2 separate regions of the Homo sapiens genome follow, and region 1 is linked to region 2. The links are chromatin loops, found by intact Hi-C in ENCODE. Cell type or tissue: mammary epithelial cell. All regions are shown on one strand. Links, peaks and the distances in the headings refer to the core of each region. The heading gives the core; the rest is flanking DNA. Region 1 overlaps PALLD (palladin, cytoskeletal associated protein). Region 2 overlaps LOC107986198 (a long non-coding RNA gene).

What was found. Peaks named below come from ENCODE experiments on the same cell type or tissue, not always from the same donor. Only the 100,000 strongest peaks of a DNase experiment are listed, where the experiment ranks them.
Region 1: a loop joins it to region 2, with 2.0 times the contacts of the local background. A loop is called at or near these places in 2 of 110 quality-filtered maps.

What each region holds. Positions count from the first base shown.
Region 1 is chr4:168,838,697-168,849,187 of GRCh38, reverse strand. All of the region lies in intron 10 of PALLD (palladin, cytoskeletal associated protein), which reads right to left. LOC102723331 (a long non-coding RNA gene) reads left to right here. Exons shown (of 2, transcript XR_007058358.1): 2 at 1-4,810. Among named protein-coding and RNA genes, the nearest start is that of CBR4, 170 kb to the left of the region's middle. RefSeq lists an enhancer at 7,683-8,197. In mammary epithelial cell, for the core only: no CTCF peak of the experiment used is centred there; DNase peaks (open chromatin) are centred at 5,357 and 6,787; H3K27ac peaks cover 4,786 bases.
Region 2 is chr4:168,482,223-168,492,713 of GRCh38, reverse strand. LOC107986198 (a long non-coding RNA gene) reads left to right here. Exons shown (of 4, transcript XR_001741448.3): 2 at 1-48; 3 at 2,264-2,356; 4 at 3,406-5,964. Among named protein-coding and RNA genes, the nearest start is that of DDX60L, 7.0 kb to the right of the region's middle. RefSeq lists an enhancer at 4,628-5,827. In mammary epithelial cell, for the core only: no CTCF peak of the experiment used is centred there; DNase peaks (open chromatin) are centred at 5,223, 5,523 and 7,913; H3K27ac peaks cover 2,726 bases.

The DNA.
Region 1 (10,491 bases), core at 1,742-9,741, 360 kb before region 2:
CGGTTTGCCAAGGAAAGTTAAAGACAAAAGTCAACTGTTGCACCCAGTTGGAATGTGAACATGTGGGAGAACCTGAAATATACTAAGACTAATTTATGTTCCGATGGGAGTGGCTCTCATGGTAAGGACTGAAGCAGTATATCCTGCTTTTTTAACGAATTTTTTAACGAAAAAAATTCTCACAGCCTGCAGGAAGAGCTACAAAATAACCCCCTCTCATCTTTACTGACTGTAGTTAGTACTCTCGTGTTGCATTTTAGGGAAAGTTCATTTGTGTCTGCAGTGGACTTCGAAGTTAATCATACCACAAAACTGTAGAGAATGAACATCTTGAAATTATTTCAGAAATAAGAGCTCCAGGTAGCCTTTGAGATTGGTAAAGTTTAGAAATAAAGTATACTTACAAAGCTGCATCTTATGACGTTGCAAAAGACTGATTTAGGATCATTATTTGGTGTGAAATACATTTTGCCAATGTAAGCCTTTCCTTTCAACTGTTTAAGGCATAGAATACTAGTACATTCTACATTTAATGTTTGAATTCTACCAGTTTTAGAGCTCAGAACTCAAATTAGCATCGTTCTAAGTTTGACAATAACCCTCTTTTTGCTTTTAATAGTGTCTCCCTTCATGTACTGAGTGTGCCTACGTTTTCCTCGAATTGTTTTCTCATCAGTGGTGGTGTGAGAAGCCTTCTTTTAGGAGAAAAAACACAGAACACCACCAAGTAGATCTGTGTCTAAGATGGCCAGTGCATTCGGCACACTCTCTGGGCTGACAGGCACTGAACAATGGCTCTTGCTCAATAGGCCTGGTTTCCAGTCACTGACAACAACGATCAGTACCTTCAATCTCTAAATTACACAAATTTACAGCTTTGATTTTTAGTCTTAGAAGCCATCAAGGACAGGCCCCAGGACAAAACAAAGTGGCTGGCTCCCATCTGCTGAGTAAGCAGAAGGGACAGTGGAGGAGTTCCTCTCAGTTTGCTTCACTTTCACTTTGCCCAGGGGTGGGGTGGGGTGGGGTGGGGTGGGACGGGGGTAGGGTTGCCGGAGGAGGCTAACTCAGTCCTCAGTCACCACCTGAGGACCACTCTCCAGGAACTTAGCACCCCCTGGGCTCAGTTTTCTTAGAGGTTAAATGAGTAGATTAGGCTAAATTCTGGCTCTAAAATTGAGTAACTATTACAGGGAAGTAAAAAATAATTCTGAATAATACTGATTGGGAAATAGAGTGTCAGAATTAGTTCTACAGCTAATTAGCTCTCTCTTAATATGCCTGGGACTTAGTTTCTTCCTTTTTTTTTCTTTTTTAGAAAAGGAATATTCATTGTGAGAAACTGAAGTATCAGAAAGTATAAGAGTATAACTGGATTGTTTGTAATACAAAGGATAAGTGCTTGAGGTGATGGATACCCCATTTACCCTGATGTGATTATTACGCATTGCATGTCCATATCCAAATAGCCCATATACACACCTATGTACCCACAAAAATTAAAGATAAAATATTAATTAAAAAATAAAGTGAAAGTAGTACGATAATAAAGTAAATGTAAAGAATTTCCCACATAACCACCAATCCTCATACAATTCCACTCCACAGGGCAAAACACCAATAAAATCTTGGTGCTATCTTTCCAGAACCTTTACTATACAAATATAAATACTTACAACACCCATATGTTTACATGTTTGGGTTTTTGTTCACAAAAGTTGGATGAAGCATATGCACATTTTCCCTCAGTGATCTTGTATCTTTCAACGATGTATCATGGGTATCCTTCCATGTTGGTACATGAAGGTTTATTTCATGCTTTTGAATGGCCTCATAGTATTCCATAGTATAAACCATTCTTTATTAATGATAGACATGCTCTCTTCAAGTACTCATTAGTGCAAATAGTGTAGCAATAAAGCTGCCTGTACAACTAATTTGTACTGTATACTTGTTTTGAGTTTTCTGTGGCAAACATGTCTAGAAATGAGATTATTGGGTCAAAGGATATGTGAATTTGACATTTTAATGGGTATAAATTGCCCTCAAAAAAGTTCTTAGGACTTTATCTGAAAACAGAGGAAAGAATAGATGATCCTTTTCTTTTTTCAACTGAGCTTCCAATTCAATTAAGAAGCCTTAAAAGCTGGAATGGCAGATGGGAGCAGCTTGCAATTCCAGTCCCCTTTCAACCAGCCCACTAATTTCAGGCCTTTTCTTTTTTAGCAAATATCAAAATTCTGTTTTGCTTTGGTCTCAATATTGTCAAATTAACATTTTTTCATGGTAATATTGCTAACCGTAAGCGAATTGCTTATTTCTAGTAGTGGGTAAGAAATGGATGTCCTGGTACCCACTGGATGCCATGGACATGTACCCAGTGATGGTGATGCTGACACCACCAGTGTGGGTACCATACCCACACTTTGAGAGCCTCAGCTTTTCAGAAAGCCCTTTAATTCTTCGGAAGAAGCCTGCAGTTAGAGGACTCCTATCTTCCTCTGGGTAGACTGTGATTTACATGTATTTGAATGGTAATCAGTCACCTTAATTAACATAGCTTTTCTGTTACATCTCACTACCATGACATGCAGGCTGTTTAACAGGTCACCTGTAAAGAGGAAACTGCAAAATTCCACATGGGCTTCCTGGAGTTCCTCTTACAGACCATACCTACTCTCCCTCGCATAACGGGTGTTTAAAATTCATTTAAGGCAACTAGAAATAATTCCATGCCGTTCTCATCTTATAAAAGGAACTCTTTGTTGATCAGATGTTATTAGTGTTGAAATTGATTCCTTATGTATTATTTAAGGTCTTAGGTTTACAATAATCACCAAGTACCTATAGCTGCTTAAATTACCCATATCAAACGGACATATTTAACTTTCAGTTGTCCACGTTATAAAAGGAAACATGAGAAAACTTGAGACTTCCCCTTGACTGTATGTAGTGGATCTATATAGTACTTCCAATCTATTTTCTGTTCTAGATCTTTTATGTAAGAATGAAAATAGTAAAGCGTGCAGTGGGCTTAGGGTTGAGCAAAGGGACAAGTCAATATTTGTACATGCATGGTTGAATGCATATTAGAGAAGAGGACTTGGTATTGAAATGACATTCAGTTAAGGGACAGAAGAGTAGCAAAAAGAGGTATCCTAGAACAGCTACTTGCCATCTCAGATTATTGCAAGAGGAAGCCTCACTGATTGAGACCACATTAATTTGAAATCTGTGATACCTCTGAGATTTTCACTAACAACTAAAAAGGGGGCTTGTCAAATAAATCAGTAGTATAACAATTGGCAAAAGTGCTGCTTAAGACAAACGACTTTCAAGCCCTTGGGAAGCATTCATTACATTACTATTTAAAACCGTGGCTTTACTTCCCACTGGTACTTTCTTAGTCTTGACTAGCTGAGTTCTTTGTATGTATAAGTCTTCCTTTTTACAAGAGGTTTTATGATTTAGGAATCTCTTAAACTCTAACAACCTGTCTCGTGAGTACAGTTGTCCCTCGGTATTTGAGGGGGACTGGTTCCAGGAACCCTTCGGATACCAAAATCCACACATGCTCAAGTCCCTGATAAAAAAATGTCCTAGCATTTGCACATCACCTACATACATCCTCCTGTATATTTTAAATCATCTCTAGATTACTTATAATACCTAATGTAAAGGCTATATAAATAGCTGTCATGCTATATTGCTTTTTTTCTTGTATTATTTCTATTGTTGTATTACTGTTTTTGTTTTGTTTTTCCAAATATTTTTGATCTGTGGTTGGTTAAATCCATGAATGTGGAACCCAGGGATCCAGAGGGCCAACTATTATCTAAGACAGATGATGCTATTGGAAAAGAAGAAAGGTGTTAGTAAGGGTCCTAAAATTCCTTAAAGGACCTAGAACAATTTCTCCAATGATATAGACAGGTAGGAAATATTTTGTTCGATTTCTGACCGTATCCCTTGATAGAAAGCACATTTTCATGTTTTCCATGGCACTTTGGGTGTGGAAAGCAAGGCCTTCCACAGCTGGTAAAGCCTCCCTCACCTCCTCTGCTCCGGTGCCTCTCTAGCCACACCAGTCACCTGCCATCCTCCGGACACACAGCCCTCCCCCCTCCAGCTTCTCTACCCAGCTTCAGCCTTCTCCCAAACTCTCCACTCTCAGCTCTTGGTTCTCTCCTGAAGCTTCTCCTTACTCCCCCAGGCAGAGCTGGTCAGTCCCTCCTCAGAGGACACTGAATCTGTTTCACCCACAGAACTAATCAATTCATTCTGCATCTGGGCCCCTCCCTTCCGAGCCTAACCCATGATGGCCTGGTCAATGTCCTACTTAGTCGGGAATGCTGAGCACAAAACAAACTCAGTACATGTTTGCTGAATAAATGATACTGGATGTGTCTGCTAGCTTTTTGAAGCATTTGGAAAGACTTTCAAGCACGTTAATAACTTTTTAATATTTGGAGTTCACCCTTTATTAGGAAGTTGGCAGGGAAGATACGCTGTGGGATGCCAGAGTCCAATCTCCTGTTGCACAACTTTTTTTTCCACCTCATATATTCTAATAAATCTCAGATAAAATTAGAATACCACAGAAATCACAGGGTCTTGCGCTGATGGCACAGTTTTTGACGAGCGACTGGGACTTGGAGAGAGAAAAGTTCAGTGTTAGAAAAGCTATGAGCTGCTCAACCATTCTGAAATCCACAAATTCTTGAAATTCTCAAGGCTTGTGGGGTTCCCCACTTCTCTCTTCTGTGTGCGTATATGTGTATTAACAAGAATAAACAATGATCTCACAGGACTGTTGAGAATTAATACAGAATGTAGATAAAATACTTTGTAAATAACCAGCATCACTGAATATGTATTGACTAAATGGATAAAGCAGTTCACTTGGACTTGGGTAGAAAAAGCCCAGTCAAGGGTGGTCTTTATTTCTAGGCACACTCAATCATGGTTTTTAATCTTTTACAGGTTATTTAGTCTTCTAGAAAAATTGCACCCAAATAAAAACAAACAAAAAACAAACTGTCAAAGCTCTTTGATTTGCACAACCAGATACGTGACTTTCCTCCTAAGTAGGGATTCAGAGTAGATAGACAACCTAACAGCATCCTTGTTAACGCGTGAGGAAAGGACACCCACATCTTCCTTCTCTAGTTTGCTAAAATTCAAGGTTACCGACTCCTTTTCACTTTCACTAAAGTTCTTAGTAGATATGCTATAAAGCTGTAATTACTCCTGAGGCACCCATGAATAAGAGAGGTGCCCAGGCTTTGGCGAGGTGTGGTAAATTTGGCACGGAAGTTCAATTTCCGTAACGTTGTTTCCAGCCCAGGAAATGTCTCAGGTGGCTTGGTATGGGTGAGCTGCTGCCAGTTTTTCGGGCATGGGCTTGCCATCCTTGGCTGACATCATTTGACTGGATTCTTTACTCTGCTTGCCCCACAGAATACTTTGCATTCAATTAGTCTCCATTTTCTCAAACACCCCATGCGATCACCACCATGTCTATGTCTCCAAAAAGCCTAATATGGAAAGCCTCTAATTCATGTGTGGATTCTCCTTGCCTATGAAAATAGAAACAGCAATTACTACTGTGCAAATCAAAACTACAATTGGAAAACTTTCTAATTGTAGCATCATTATTACCTGGAATAATGGGCTACAACTATGACTGCGGCATTATATCAACAGAATTCTTATACTACGTATGTGCTACACTGAATTTGTTTATCCTGATGTCCAAGAACTATCTGAAATCATTAAATGTCAAACATAAATTTAAAATACTCCTTTTAAGGAGTATTAGGTAAACTTACCTAACTTGAGCTAAACAAGGAAGATAAGCGCTGACCAGGTGGAGCCTGTGATTTTGCAAGCCAAACTTTCTTCTGTTCCCCTGGTCTAGAGGTTGTATCAATTCATTAATCATCCCATGTTTCCCAAATTAGAGTATATCCAATGGGTATTACCTCCTGAAATATAAACTAGCATAAATTTTCTAAAAGGTTTGCAGGGAAGTCTTTCATGTTCTGTGGCCCACTAATGGCAAACCTTCCTGCATTTAGAATTCCTTTCTGGCAAAACCACAGTAATTATGCTTAACAGCTGGTTAGGTCAGGTGGCACTATGTATTTCCCTGGCCTTCGTATACTATGACATATACACAACTACACATTTGTGGGACCCCCGTCTATCATCATTTTTTGGGTAACGAGCACTTGGGATTTTTGAGAAGCTTTTATTTCTAATATAGTTTTACTGATTATGTACAGGCTTATAATTTGAACTAGAATGTGGCCCTTACTGATGTCTGAGATTCATCTTTTTATTTCTCCAAAACCGGGGAATCATATTCCATAAAGTCATCTACTTAAATGTTTTTACCAAGTACTCCATGAGGGCATGGAGAGAAGACGGAGCAGATAGAGAGAACTGGATAGGAATGCTTTTTAAGTACCTCCTTACATGACAGGGACAGCAAGGCTGAGAAGAAAGTAGCACTCCTCTCCTCTAGTCTTTTTGCTTTAAGAGAAGACTCAAGGCAATGTAGGTTGTCTGGGGAAAGGCAGCTGGCTGTGGATGGCCTGAATGAGAGCTACCAGCCCATCAGAAGATAGACTTGGAGTGACAGCCATTTTCTCAGCCAGTTAAGAAAATAAAAGAAAGTATCACAAAGCAAGAGGTCTGCAAGTCCCAGACACATTTCTACACTTGACTCCATCATTAACTCATGATATCTACACCAGGATGCAGATTTCTGGATGGCCAAGGAAAACATCAGGTGTCTGTTAAGCTTGCCAGAAGATGATCCATATGTTCAGTCAGATCCTGTGGTTTCATAAGAGTTCCACCTTTAATCAGACTGCTGTGAGCTGGAATGTCATGTTTTCCCGATTTGTAATTTCAGTTGAATGCCCATCACCAATAAAAGTGAAATTGTTTTTCTTTTTTTAACTTTAAAGAATGTAGCAGAAGGGATGCTGTATCTGAAACCAAACCTAAAAGCACGGTGAATGAAAGGAGGAGCAGATTACCTCAAGGGCAGAAGAAAATCCAAAAGCCACATATAAAGAGGGGAATCAGACCCATAATTCATAGCAGAGCAACTGCACAACCAAACTTTGTTTCAAGATATTCAGTCTTCATCACATTCCTTGCTAACTCTTCAAATGACAGTATTAACAGTGGAGCTGGATTACTCTGTAAATGCTACATACTTGCTTTATTTTTCACATAATAAACCAATAATTGTTGGACTACATAGGATAGGAAATCTTTCACTATCAGAGTAATTCTGAAATATATGCTGAGAGATTTCAGTAGACTGCTATGGTGACAGGAAACAATGGGAGCTAAATGACATTGAGCAAACATTCAGGAGTCCAAGGTGATTATTCTTTCATTTTCAGATTTGTATTTAACTTAATAAGTAGACAAAATCAAAATAAACACATAGGAAAACTGAGCTCCAAGCAGAGTTGTAGAGGCTGCATGGAGCTTACCCAGGAGCTCAGATATTATAGAGCCACAGAAGGAGCAGACAGAGAGCGGTCAGGTGGTACCTAGAACACAATGACTGTCACTCCGTGGCTGAGGTGTCTACTCAACCCCACTGCTGCATTTTCTCCTCAACTGCCAGCCCAGGGCAGCTGGCCAAGTTGTAGAAACTGCCACTGTGTGGTTCCCTCAGTAAGCCAACCGCACTTTTCCATTGGAATTGCTTTCCCAAATAAACTGGTCTTCAGGATTTTTAAGCATTTACCCTTAAAAACTTTCCTCCTGAACATGTAGTCAGTGTTCTCAATTTGACTTTGCCAGATTTGCCATCTGTGCTTAAGCTTTTGGAAAATTCTGCAGTTGCCCTTGATGCACATTTTCAAGTGGTAAGATCACTCTGCATCTCAAAGGATGCTTGCTGTGCTGAGAAGAAAAACACAGTTGGCCTCAGGAGATCCAGGTCCAACAGCTCACCTTGGGAAAGTCCCAACCTTTATACATGTTAATTCTTAAACATTTATATAGTGGGCCGGGCGCAGAGGCTCACACCTGTAATCTCAGCACTTTGGGAGACCGAGGCAGGAGGATCACGAGGTCAGGAGTTTGAGACCAGCCTGACCAACATGGTAAAACTCCATCTCTACTAAAAATACAAAAAGTAGCCAGGCGTGGTGGCACGCACCTGTAATCCCAGCTACTCAGGAGGCTGAGGCAGAAGAATTGCTTGACCCTGGGAGGCAGAGGTTGCAGTGAGCCGAGATTACACCAATGCACTCCAGCCTGGGCAACAGAGCGAAACTTGGTCTCAAAAAATAAATAAATAAATAAATCTGTATAGTGGAGGTGAGGATATCTACCCTACCCAACTCCCCTACTAAACAGCAGCAAATGTCCTGGTATTTTTAAACGAATGGAACTTGACCCTCCCATATAGCACTGCCTTTCACATATCTCAACCTTGATATGCTCTGATGAATCTAAATTTAGGCTTTAAAAAAATCTCTCAATATAAAATCATTCCAAATAACTTTTAGGTGAGCTGTCAGACTACGTTGTTCATTTGTACCCTGAGTCAAAGAAGTTGATCTGGGTAAAGGTCTGGCAGCTTCACACCTCTGGTCGTTTCACTAAGCATCCACCACGCTTCTGAGTAGCTCTGGAAAAGCGGGAGATGAACTGATATTACAATGGTATACTTTTCTAGGTTTGCAAACTGACAACTCTTGGTGGTTGTGTATAAAGAAGGGCCAAGGAATCATGAACTTGGACAGCTGCCTTATTAGCCCTAGCTGATTTTTTCTGCCCTTCAAAGACATTTGCAAGTTCTTGTATATCACTCTCTCTCTTGCAAATAAAAGCTTCTCCCTGGAGAGGCGAGCTCCTTATCTCTTGTTCCTGGGTATCTTACAGTCACTTGCCAGGACAGATTTATAGTTGCTGGTGTGGACAGTATGTACTCAAACGTTCTCTGTTACATAACAAAATGGTGCAATGTGAGAGAAGTATGGAATACATTTGGATTCATTTTGTCTCTTAATAGAGCCAAAAATAGATTTTTTTTAAAAAAAATCTACATCTTCCACACAAATACATCCATTTATAGTTATGAAGACAAATAGAAAATGAAGCTTTACCAAGAAAAACCACAAGTTTTTCTAACTCCAGTTTTGAATCAATCTATTTGAGGTTTCACTGGAATACACTTTATTTACTTCAATATTCTGTCCCTGGGCAGATTTTGCAGACTATAGCAGAGCCTAGTCAAATGACAGGATCTTTAGTCAACCTTGAAACACGGAGAGCCCAATTTTCTTACTTTATGCTCTCTTTGGGGGCAAACTCATCCTCTCCCAAGGCTTAAATTACCATCTGTGGTGATAATTCCCAAATCATGGTCTCCCACTCAGATCTCCTCCCAGAATGGCAGCCTAGGTATATAATTGTGTCCTGGACATCTCCACTTGGAATGTTCAAAACTAAACTCTTGTCCTTACCTCTGTAAAACGGCGGCTCCATCTACCCAGGGTCTGGCAGAGCCCTGGGAGTAACCTCTGATGCACCCCCGTCCCTTACCCCTCCCATCCCCCCTCCCTCACCCCTCCCATCCCACCAACACCACTTGTAGTCAATTCCTTCTCCTAACTAGCCTTGGAATCCACCTGCTTCATCAGTTCCTTTGCCATTCGCTCAGCTGAGATTACCAATATCTAGTTCTCGTATTATTCTAACCGCAAGTAGCTTTCCCGTTTCCCATTGACTACCTACAGAGCGCCCACAACAGTGTGCCAGCCAAGAAGGAGTCATGAAACAGACATAGAAGGCTTCTTCACTGCCCCCAACAGGGGCACCATCTGGTGGGAATGAGGCTTGACTTAGGTGGTCCCAAGAGAATACTACAAAAGAGTATACAATTAAGAATTTTTAGCCAGTCGCGGTGGCTCACACCTGTAATGCCACCACTTTGGGAGGCTGAGAGGTCAGATCACTTGAGCTCAAGAGTTCAAGACCAGCCTGAGCAACATGGCAAGACCTCATCTCTATTAAAAATACAAAAAATTAGCTGGGCGTGGTGGCGCATGCCTGTAGTCCCAGCTATTTGGGAGACTGAGGTGGGAGGATCACTTGAGCCCAGGATGTCAGGGCTGCATCGAGCCATGATCATGCCACTGCACTCCAGCCTGGGTGAAGGTAGTGAGTTCATGTCTCAAACAAAAAAAATTATTTCTTAGTCTAAAACTTAATCCGTTATGGGAATGAGATTAACTCAATGAAATAATTAACAGTAATTGCTATACAAGTACTGTTTTGGGAACTAGGAACATCACAGCATTTCAGAAAAGGGAGAGAACAATGTGACAATTAGGACGAAAAGCTTAAATGAAATTTCTGGACAAGTGTGTAGGTTTCCTGTAGCAGTCACTCAACAAGCATTAACCATACACATAGTAAGTGCAGGACTCTGCTCCAAGTAAATGACAC
Region 2 (10,491 bases), core at 1,620-9,619:
TTCTTCCTCATACTTTGTATCTGGCTTGTGTACATGTCACAGAATCAGGTATGGCCCCAAAGACTTGTCTGATTAAACTGGTATATCTATCTGTACGTAGCAGGGAACTCCAGATTTGTCCCTCATGAGCTCGATTTTATGAACTGTGATTAAATCTGCATAAATGTAGCCTGAGCCTGTGGGTGATCTTTTGGTCACATGTTTCTGCTACTTGGGATGTTTGCTAACTTGTGCATATGCACAAAAATGAAGAGAGAAACATAATCTTATGATGATAGGTAATAGAAGTAGAATTGAGATAGTCTGGAAACAAAATCTATGTCTGTATACGAGTATTGGGGTACAGTTAGCTATTATGATCCTTAGAAATAATCTCATTTTCTATCTGCCTTACAAGGGTCCAAATGTAGAGACAAGTATTATTTAGGGTGAAAAAGCCAGTAAAATTAATTTCAAAAGCAGATTTTATTGAATTTAAGCAAATAAAATAAGTCTTGGAATTTACAAAGACAGAATAACATCATTATATCATTATATTATCCTTTTATCATTATGTCATTATTCAGTAATATAAAATTGAATGAAGACAGACGAGTGCACATTGGTGTTTTGAATAGTAAAATAAAATTTGAAAAAAATAGTAATAAATAAAAGCCAACAATGTATTAAAAGAATAATACACTTTGGACAATTGGGTTTTAGCCAAGTCATAAAAGTTGGCTTAACATCCAAACTTCTAGTATTTAATTCTTCAAAAGAAACTCAAAAGAAAAAAGCCATATGGTCAGCTCCATATATTGTTAGTGAGTCTTCAGACAAAATTCAATGTCTAGTCCCAATGGAAAAAAAAAACTTTTGTGAGAAGTGAAGAGAATGGTTCTACTTTAACATTATATTTTAAGGTATAGGTGCATGTGTGACTGTGTATACATACACACATTTATCCATACACACATATGATGCAATATATAGTAATGAGATAAAACACCAAGGAATACTAACAACTAATATGCAGGTTTTAATGTATACTAAAGAAGAGAAAGGAATGAAATAACGAAATAAATGGAATGCTATATCCCGTTCTTATATAGGAAGAATTGATTTTGTAATGTAATCAGTTCTTTATCAAAATAATCTACAACTGTCATATAATCTCAATTAAAATAGCATTTTTGCCAGGTACAGCGGTTCACACTTGTAATCCCAACACTTTAGGAGGCTGAGGAAGGAGAATTGCTTGAGGCCAGGAGTTCAAGATCAGCCTGGGCAATATAGTGAGACCTTGTCTCTAGAAAAATTAAAAAATTTAGCCAGGTGTGGTGGTGTGTTCCTGTAGTCTCAGCCACTTGGGAGGCTGAGGCGGGAGGATCGCTTGAGCCCAAGAGTTTCAGGCTGCAGTGAGCCATGATTGTGCCACTGCACACTCCATTCTGGGTGGCAGAGCAAAGTCTTCTTTCTAAAAAATAAAAACAAAAATAAAAAATAAAGTAGCATTTTTTGCTGGACTTAGAAAAACTGACACAAAATTTACCTAGACAAATTAGCATGGCAAAATATCTAGGAAGATTGTGTGAAAAGGAACGCTAAGGGCAGAGGAGTAGCCCTTCATTGCTACTGGAGTACTAACAGATTTCTTATGGCGATACAAGGAATGGAGGAATGGATGAATAAAATGACATATTTTATTCTTGTATGGAAAGAACATTATTTTGAATTGGCAGCATATATTAAATAACTACATACGTTTTGATTTATTTCTTGGCCTTGTTCAGTTCCACTGACTTCCCCCTCATTATTAAAAAACTGGATTCCTATTTCACTTCATTCAGCAAATTGAAGTTCTTTTGGCTCACATGAATTGGAAAAAAAATCATAGTGGAATGGATAAATATGTATGTAGTCATAGAAATATATTCAAGATAGATTTAGGATAAAAAGAGTATACATGAGAGTGTGTTAGAGCATCATCATATTTGTATGTATACTTATATCTATTTTTATAATTTCTCTCTCTTTCCTGACATATGAATAAAACATTTTGAAGTTTTCCTCGAAGATGATAGGTTAATTTTGGTGAGAAAATGCATTCTGACTAGGATGCAAATAGGGTTGTATGTTGACTCCAACATACATGCTGTATTGTTATTTTAAAAATGGCATCAGAGAAAAAAAATGGCATCAGAGATTATCTTGACTGTTACTGTTTCTTACTCTTTATACTTTTCCCTATCAATAATTATGATTTTTAAATGTGTTTTCTAAGGTACTAAAACAAGAGGTGATACAGAAATAAGCTATCCCAAATATAGCATTAAGTGAAACAAACACATCGTATACTAGTTATTATATCCGGAAGGTAAGATTAAAGGAAACCTTCATTTTTTTCTTTTTGTGTTTGAAATTTGTATGTATTTGCATTATATTTATCATCAAATTGCTGTGCTCAGTGGTACCTGTCTGTAGTCCCAGCTATGCGGGAGAATGAGGCAGGAGGATCCCTTGAGCCCAGGACTTTGAGGCCAGCCTGGGTAACATAATAAGACTCCATTTCTCAAAAAGGAAAAAAAAAAAAAAAAAAAAAAAATTCCGGTCATGAGCCTGAAGTCCATTTAATCTTAAAAAAACCTTTCTTAATTGTTTAATCCACTAGAGAGTAAAATTTTTTTAAGTCTTTGGGTATAAAATAGAGAATAATCAATTAAAGAAATTTTGAATGCAGTATGTTTCTATTTGGAGAATAAAAAAAAACTTTACTGACTTTAAAAATCTTAAACCAGATTTCCTCTACTGTGGATCAGCTCTTGTGAGCTGATTTGCAAATCAGACCCATATACAAGCGAACCATATTCTGCATATACTGTATGAACATTCACCTTCATCTGGCTACTTTTAAAATGTCATAACCTTTGATCCACTCTCTCTCTGATCTGTTCCAAGGACAGAATCCTAACTACAGTAAACACTTTACATAAAAACACATTTAATTCTGTATTATTTATAGAAGAAAAAATCAAAGCAATCTAAATGTGCATGTTATGGAATGGCTTAAACTCATGGAATTTTAAAGTAGCCATAAAATATGATTTTTCTGATGTGTTTATATTAAAGGAAAAATGCCGATTATATTATGCTAAGGGAAACAGGAAGAAAATCAATAGTCTTTGAAGTCCGAATATAACTTAAAAAAAGTTAAGACTCTTTGCATGGCTGGAAGTTTTAATGCTTTAAACTGAGTTGCTTTTGACATTTTACTACGTATGAAGACATCAATAAACTGTATAGGGTGATTTTTTTTTCCTCTACTAGAAAGAAAAGGCAAATCTACCAAGATAATTAGTTATTTAGAAAGGCTTTGACATTTATTTGACCTAAATCAAAATGAACAATATTTTGTTTCTCTTAAAGTTTGCATTTTATATGCCTCATGGAGATACTTAGCGATATTCAGCAACCTTGCAAATGGAGTGGTCTCTGCCAGACAGCTACTAACAGCTGTAGAACAATTTCAGAAGCTGCTTACCCAAGAAGTCTAATGTGGAAGGACATGGCTGTCACTGCCTGGGGAAGCAAATAGGAAAGAATATGACAAAGGAGGAAATCAGCTGTTGGACCAAAGAATTTAAACTTTGATAAAATGCCAACCGTCGAAGACAGTTGCTGTCTCACACAAAATCCCAAGAACTGTGCATACTCTACTTCTGTCAGCCTAGCAATTTGCTCAGCTATTGCTATTTTGGGAAGGAATTTCCACCAAGCTGGCGTATCTTCAGCCCCTGAGGTTTCCTCTGATTGACTGATTAACAGGTGTTGAAAAAGCCTGTTGTAGAAATATCACAGACCCAGTGTGCTCGTTTGACTTCTGTAACTGTGACTGTAGTTTCATTGAATATATTGTTTCTTAAGAAGACTTTCTGCAGGGTAAAATCAAAACAGATTATTTATAACATTTTTAGGTAATTACTTTTCCATAGAGACAGCATATGCATTTGTTAATATGCTTTATTATTTATGAATTATAAATTGAATATGGTACTAATGATTGTGCAGATGAAAGCTAAATTAATATAACACAGAGTGAACTTGTCAAAGAAATGTTGGCATTATAAGCCTAAAAATGCAGTCAGCCCTCCGTGGACTCTACATTTGGTAATTCAACCAACAGTGCATCCAAAATATTTTTAAAAAGCCAACAATACAACAATGAAACATAATACAAATAAAAACAATATAGTATAACACCTATTTATAAAGCATTTACATTGTATTAGGTATTGTAAGGAATCTGGAGATGATTTAAAGTATATGGGAAGATGTGTCTAGATTATATAAAACACTACACCATTTTTTTTTATAAGGAACTTGAGCATCTGTAGATTTTGGTATCTGCAGGGAGTCCTGAAACCAATCCCTCTTGGATACTGAGGAACAACTGTAATCATATTTTTCTAAGAGATAAAAGGAAATTGAATGGAATTAAGGCTAGGTTATCCAAGTGTACCTGATTCCTGACAAGCCAAGTCTGAATGATGAGCAGGACTTTGAATTACTTTGACAGAGGTGTACCCTTTAGGATGCCCACTCAATCATCAGTGAAGCAGGCACCCCAGAGCCAGAAGTTTCCATGGAAGTCTTCACCTACCTTGCCTACCTCCAGTGAGTTGTGATAGGACCTCTCCTGAACCCACAAAACAGATCCAATCAAGTTCCACCTTCCATTCATGGACTTTCCCCTCTTCATTGCCTCACGCAATGTCATAGCTGGAAGAGTTGATCTTGTCTGACCTCCCAAGAGAAGATGTCTTATCCAAAATCACAAAGCTGCCAAATGTCAGCTGGGCTGAGAAGTGGCTGGTCCTACTCTTCGACTGTCTGGGCCAGCCCAGCCTGGGGAGGTGCTATCAGTGCGAGGCCCATAGTCCCTGAAAGCTTCACAGAAATGGGTGAAGATGGGGAGAGAGCTTCTCACGTCCTAGTTAAAGACTGGAATAATCATTAACTTTGCTTAGTGTTGCCCAATAAACAAGCTTAGCAGATGAGTGAGAAGGCAAGGAAAGAGAATCAGACTTGGGATCTAGAAGCTGAGATGACCTTAGGGACACTATTCTGCCTCAGGCCACTCTGAGGAATTGGGAGCTTCTAACTGGGCTGGGTAGGCAGCTATTACGCACTGGTGTTTATGTCTGGTATGAAAAGTGACTGGGGGAGGTGGGGAGATTTTAAATCAGTCAATGATCATAGGTGTGGACGGTGAGTAATAAGGAGATAAATGGAATTCAGTAGCATAAAGGGTGAAGCCTCGTCCTTTGAGCTTTTCTGAGAAACCCAAGTGGTATGCAGCTAGAGAGGTGGGGGCTGCGGATGACAGTGGGTCAGAAAGTTGATAGGGGGACACTGATCAAGTAGAAAGCCACGGGGGATGGATGAGGACTTCAGTTATTCCTCTGAAGAAAAAAAGAAGTAGCTTTATGAGAGTATATTAATTCAGATCAAGGGAGTGAGCCCAGGCAGAGGTTATGAGTAAAAAGGGGTGGAGTTTTACCACTGTGAGTCAAGAGTGAAGAGCCTGCTGAATCATGTAGGGGTGAGGATGTTGGTGATAGGGCAGACCCCTTCCAGGGCAGAAGGCCTGGAATGCAATCAGTTCCCCACAGAAAGGACTAAGGTCTACTGTCCCAGCAATGCAAGTTCACACCTAAAAGCAAGGGTGTAGGATCAAGTCTCCAAAACCCGAGAGATCAGCTGCAGTGCATACCCTGCTCCCTGGCCTGCTCTGGTCCCTGTCCCCATCAGGGTCACTTCAGATGGCAGTGCCTGGCTTACCAGCCATCTGTCTGAAGAATTAACTCTGAGGCATTCACTAAACACACTTAGGCCATCAAACCTCACACCATATACCAACATAAATTCAGGTGCTAAATGGAAAAAACAAAACCAAAAATAACCATAATAAAATACATGCCTTTTTGTTTGTTTGTTTTTTGGCTCTATGGTAGTGAAGGAGTTTTCTATCCATAAGGGCAAATGAAGGAAATATAAAGGCACAGTGCGATAAATCTGATGACTTTTAAAAGCTCCTAACTGTGAAACTAAAACAAAATCTTCATTTAAAAAGAAGAAAAGGCAAGTTAAAAAAATGAAAGGAAACCTTGGCAAGATGTGGCCTTGCAATTCAATAAGAAAAAACACATGGATAGGAAAATGAGCAGTATATTTAAAATTTATAAGACAATAGATATATGAAATAATATAGTCAGCCTTCTGTGGCTTCTACATCTGTGGATTCAACTAACCATGGATCAAAGATATTCAGAAATATTGAACATGTATACTTTTTTCTTGTCATTCTCTAAACAATACAGTATAACTGTTTACATAGTATTTACATTGTCTTAAGTATTATAAGTAATCTAGAGATGATTTAAAATTTATATGCAAATATGCCATTTCATAAGGGACTTGAGTATCCATGGATTTTAGTATCCAAGAGGGTCCTGGAACTAGTTCCCCATGGATAACTAGGGACAGCTACATATTACATTATCTTGACTTAATTTTGTCTCAAAAACTGTCAAAAAAGCCACTAGAACAATGATCAGTATTAGAGAAAAAACAAACCAAAAAAGAAAAAAATCCAGTGTTAGATTGTCAAACACGTAAGGAATACAATTTGTTATACTATTTTTATATTAAATTTCATTTCTTGATTTTTTCTTTAACATATATCCAAAACAAAAGGAACATGTATACATGAATTGTTCAAATATTTAATAAAAGTAAATTATAAATAAGATAAAATCTCAATGTATTTGCCATGACATGCCTTCTTATCACATTCAAAGTAAAAGTCACAGTCTCTTTTGTTCTCTGGGATCAGGCATGATCTGCCTCCTCACCTTATCTTTGTGACATTCTCCCACTCTTGCCTAGTCCTTCAGCTTCAGTCACACAGGCCTCTCTAATGCTCCTTGAACCCACATGGCTCACTCTATCTCAGGGATTTCCCTGTCCCTCAGCCAGGCTTGGTCTCTCCAAGAAAAAAGAATGGCCTAACTTCCTTCCAATCTTTAGTCAAGTCACCTTCTTAGTGGGACTTTCCCTGTCTATCCTATCTAAAATTTCATCTTCTTTTCCCATCAGGATTTGATATCTCCTCTTCTCTATGTATTTTTTCTCTTATAGCTTATTTTTATCTAACACAATGGACTTTTTACTTCTCTTGTTATTGTTTATATTCTTTACTAGAATGTAAACTCTGAAGGAAGGAGTTTTTAATATTTTGTATCAGTGTATAAAAAGTGTCTGGCGTAGTAGGTCACCATACATACATGTTTAGTGAATCCCTAGAAAGGAATGTCCAGAAATTACGATGTTTGAATGCATATGGATTGATATTACTGTTGCCACTCAACACAAGGCTTTAAGACTTTTTAAGACAGAGTAAGACCCTGTTATCTGTCTCATAACTCAAGGAAGGACAAGCTACCTAGTGCTACATTCATGGTTCTCAGTATTTCCTGAAGAGAATAATAATAATGATACCTGCATCCTATTGCTTTGTGTCTGATCTCTTTACAACATTGAATTCACTTAATCCTTTAACAACTCTGTGGATTGTTTTTAACTCCCGTTTTAGAGATGAAAGACAGAGGTTAACTTACCCAATACACTGAAGCTAATACGTGATGGAACTGTTATTAGAGAGATCCTCTGAATCAAAACACTTACTTGTCACCATTAAGGTATAGTGTTTGGGAGCTCTAAAAAAAGATGAAATACCAATAGGCAGATTAATCTGAAAGCAATGAGGAAATGCTAATGGATTTTAAGACAGGGAGTAACATGATCAGGTTTACATGCTAGAGAAATTACCCTGGCAGGAGAGTGGAAAACAGAATGGAGAGAACAGGCTGGAGTCAGGAAATGAATAGGCTTTTGCAATAAACCAGATGACAACACATGAGGCTCATTCTAGTGAGTGGAAGGAATGACATAAAAGAGAATATGGAATTCAGATGTATCAACTGTGGTGAGCCAAGATCATGCCATTGCACTCCAGCCTGGGAGACAGATCAAGACCCTGATTCAAGTTAAAAAAAAAGAAAAGAAAAGAAAAAGAAAGGAGAGGCTGGTATAAAATCTTGAATATCACCAATAGGTCAATAAATCGTGGACTACATAGCACTGTTTGAATTTGGCAATTAATAGGTCATCATGAATGAGTTTGGCAGAGGAGCTTCAGGGCAGATTCTGGTCTAAAGATAGACTAGACCAATAAACTTTAGGACTTTGAAGGAGAAGTGGAGATGATGACTGTATACCCTTATGAAGTGCCATGATCAAAAGGAGGAGATGAGGCCCTGGTGTGGTAGTTCACACCTGTAATCCCAGCACTTTGGGAGGTTGAGGCGGGCAGATCACCTGAGGTCAGGAGTTCGAAACCAGCCTGGCCAACATGGTGAAACCCCATCTCTACTAAAAATACAAAAATTAGCCAGGCATGGTGGCATGCACTTGTAATCTCAGCTAACCAGGTGGCTGAGGCAGGAGAATCGCTGGAACCCGGGGGGCAGAGGCTGCAGTGAGCCGAGATCATGCTACTGTACTCCAGCCTAGGCGACAGCAAGACTCCGTCAAAAAAAAAAAAAAAAAAAAAAGTGAAATAGGGCAGGGCTCATTCTTGTAATTGTTTTGGAGGGGAAAGTGACTTTATCATTTTAATGGAATGAATAGTAAATGCCAGTTGCATTAGATTCCTATTGTTGCTATAGCAAGTTACCACAAACTTGGTGACTTAAAACACACATTTGTTACAATTCTGGAGGTCCGAAGCCTAAAAATCAAGGTATTGGTAGGGCTACATTATTTCTAGGGGGTCTAACGGGGAGTCTGTTTCCTTACCTTTTCCAGCTTCTACAGGGCACATGTATTACTTAGCTTGTGGTCCCTTTCTCCATGTATAAGCCAGCAGCACAGCATCTTCTCTCTCCTCTGATCTCCCATTTCTCTCTTACAAGGACCCTTGAGATTACATCGGGCCTACTCTGGAAAATCTAGGATAATCCTCCATCTCAAGATCTTTAAATTAATCACATGCAAAGTTCATTTTGCCCTGTAAGGTAACATGCACACATTCTGGGGATTAGGGCATGCACAGCTTTGGGAGCCATTTATTTGTCATTGCACTCTCTGCCCCAAACATTCTCATCAATTCCATATGCAAAATGAGCCATTCCAAGGTCCCCCCAAAGTCCTAATCTATTGTAGTATCAACTTAAGTCCAAAAATCCCATCTAAATCTCATCTGCTGAAAAGACCTAAATGATTAAATCAGGTATAGTTGAGACTTTGGGTATGAACCATCCTGAGGCAAAATTTCTCTCCATATGTGAAGCTTTAAGACTAGAAAACAAGTTATTTGCTCCAAAAATACAATGGTGGAACAGGAATAGGGTACCAGTTACAGATATTCCTGTTCACAAAGGGAGAAAATGGAAGGAGAAAAAGCCAAGAAATTTCAAAAATCTGCAAGGCTAACTCCATAGGTTTTAAGGCCTGTGAATAACCATTTGTGTCTCTAGGCTCTGCCCTCAGAGTCATCCTTCATGAAAGATAGCACAAGTTTGGGGCTGAATAGTTTTATCAGACTGTTTATTGCTTATGGAATTTTGGGAGTCCTATAACCGTCTTTCATTTTATTCTCTCTCTGTACCTTTCAGTTCAAGCTGGCAGTGTTTCTGCTGATATTCTCAGAAATCTTTTGGATTTCCTGTGTATGTCACAGAGATCTTTTTGAAGCACTAGCAAAAGGTTGTCCAGCTGTACTCATGACTTTTTCTCCAGAGTACGTTTTCCCAGCAGTGAGTCTCTTACTTTTACCATCCTTTGCAGTCTTGAAATCCTGATAATTTCCCACATTATCCTTGTCCTGGTTCCTTTTTGATAATAGTCCTTCCCTCTTATAAGGACCCTTCTGATTATATCAGGTCCCCAGATAATCCAGGGTAATTTCCCCATCTCAAGATTCTTAGGAATATCTGCAAAGTTCTTTTTGCAACAGAAGATGACATATTTATAGGTACAAGGATTAGGACATAGATGTCTTTGGGAGACCATTATTCAGTCTACCACAGCTGTAAATAGAGAGAGGTTAACAATATAGGAATGGAGTGAGATTCCTGAGGAAGCTGGAGGTAACCAACTCAAAAGGGAGTGGTTATATTGTATGTGGAGCATGTCATGGGCTTCTTGGACTAGATGGAGGTGTCAGACAGTTAAAAGGAGTCTCTTTAAAACAGATATATTCTTAGTGGACTTGAAGAGAACAGCAAGATGCTGTAGGGTTTTAAGGGCCACTGTAAAAAAGATCAGGAACCTATAGTCATAAACAGTAAATCTGAGGTGAAAAATATTAGACAATTTCCTTCAATGTCCTGGTAAGGGCAAAAAATGGTTTACTAGATTGAGGTGATCAAGTTGCAGTGAAGGTGCAGA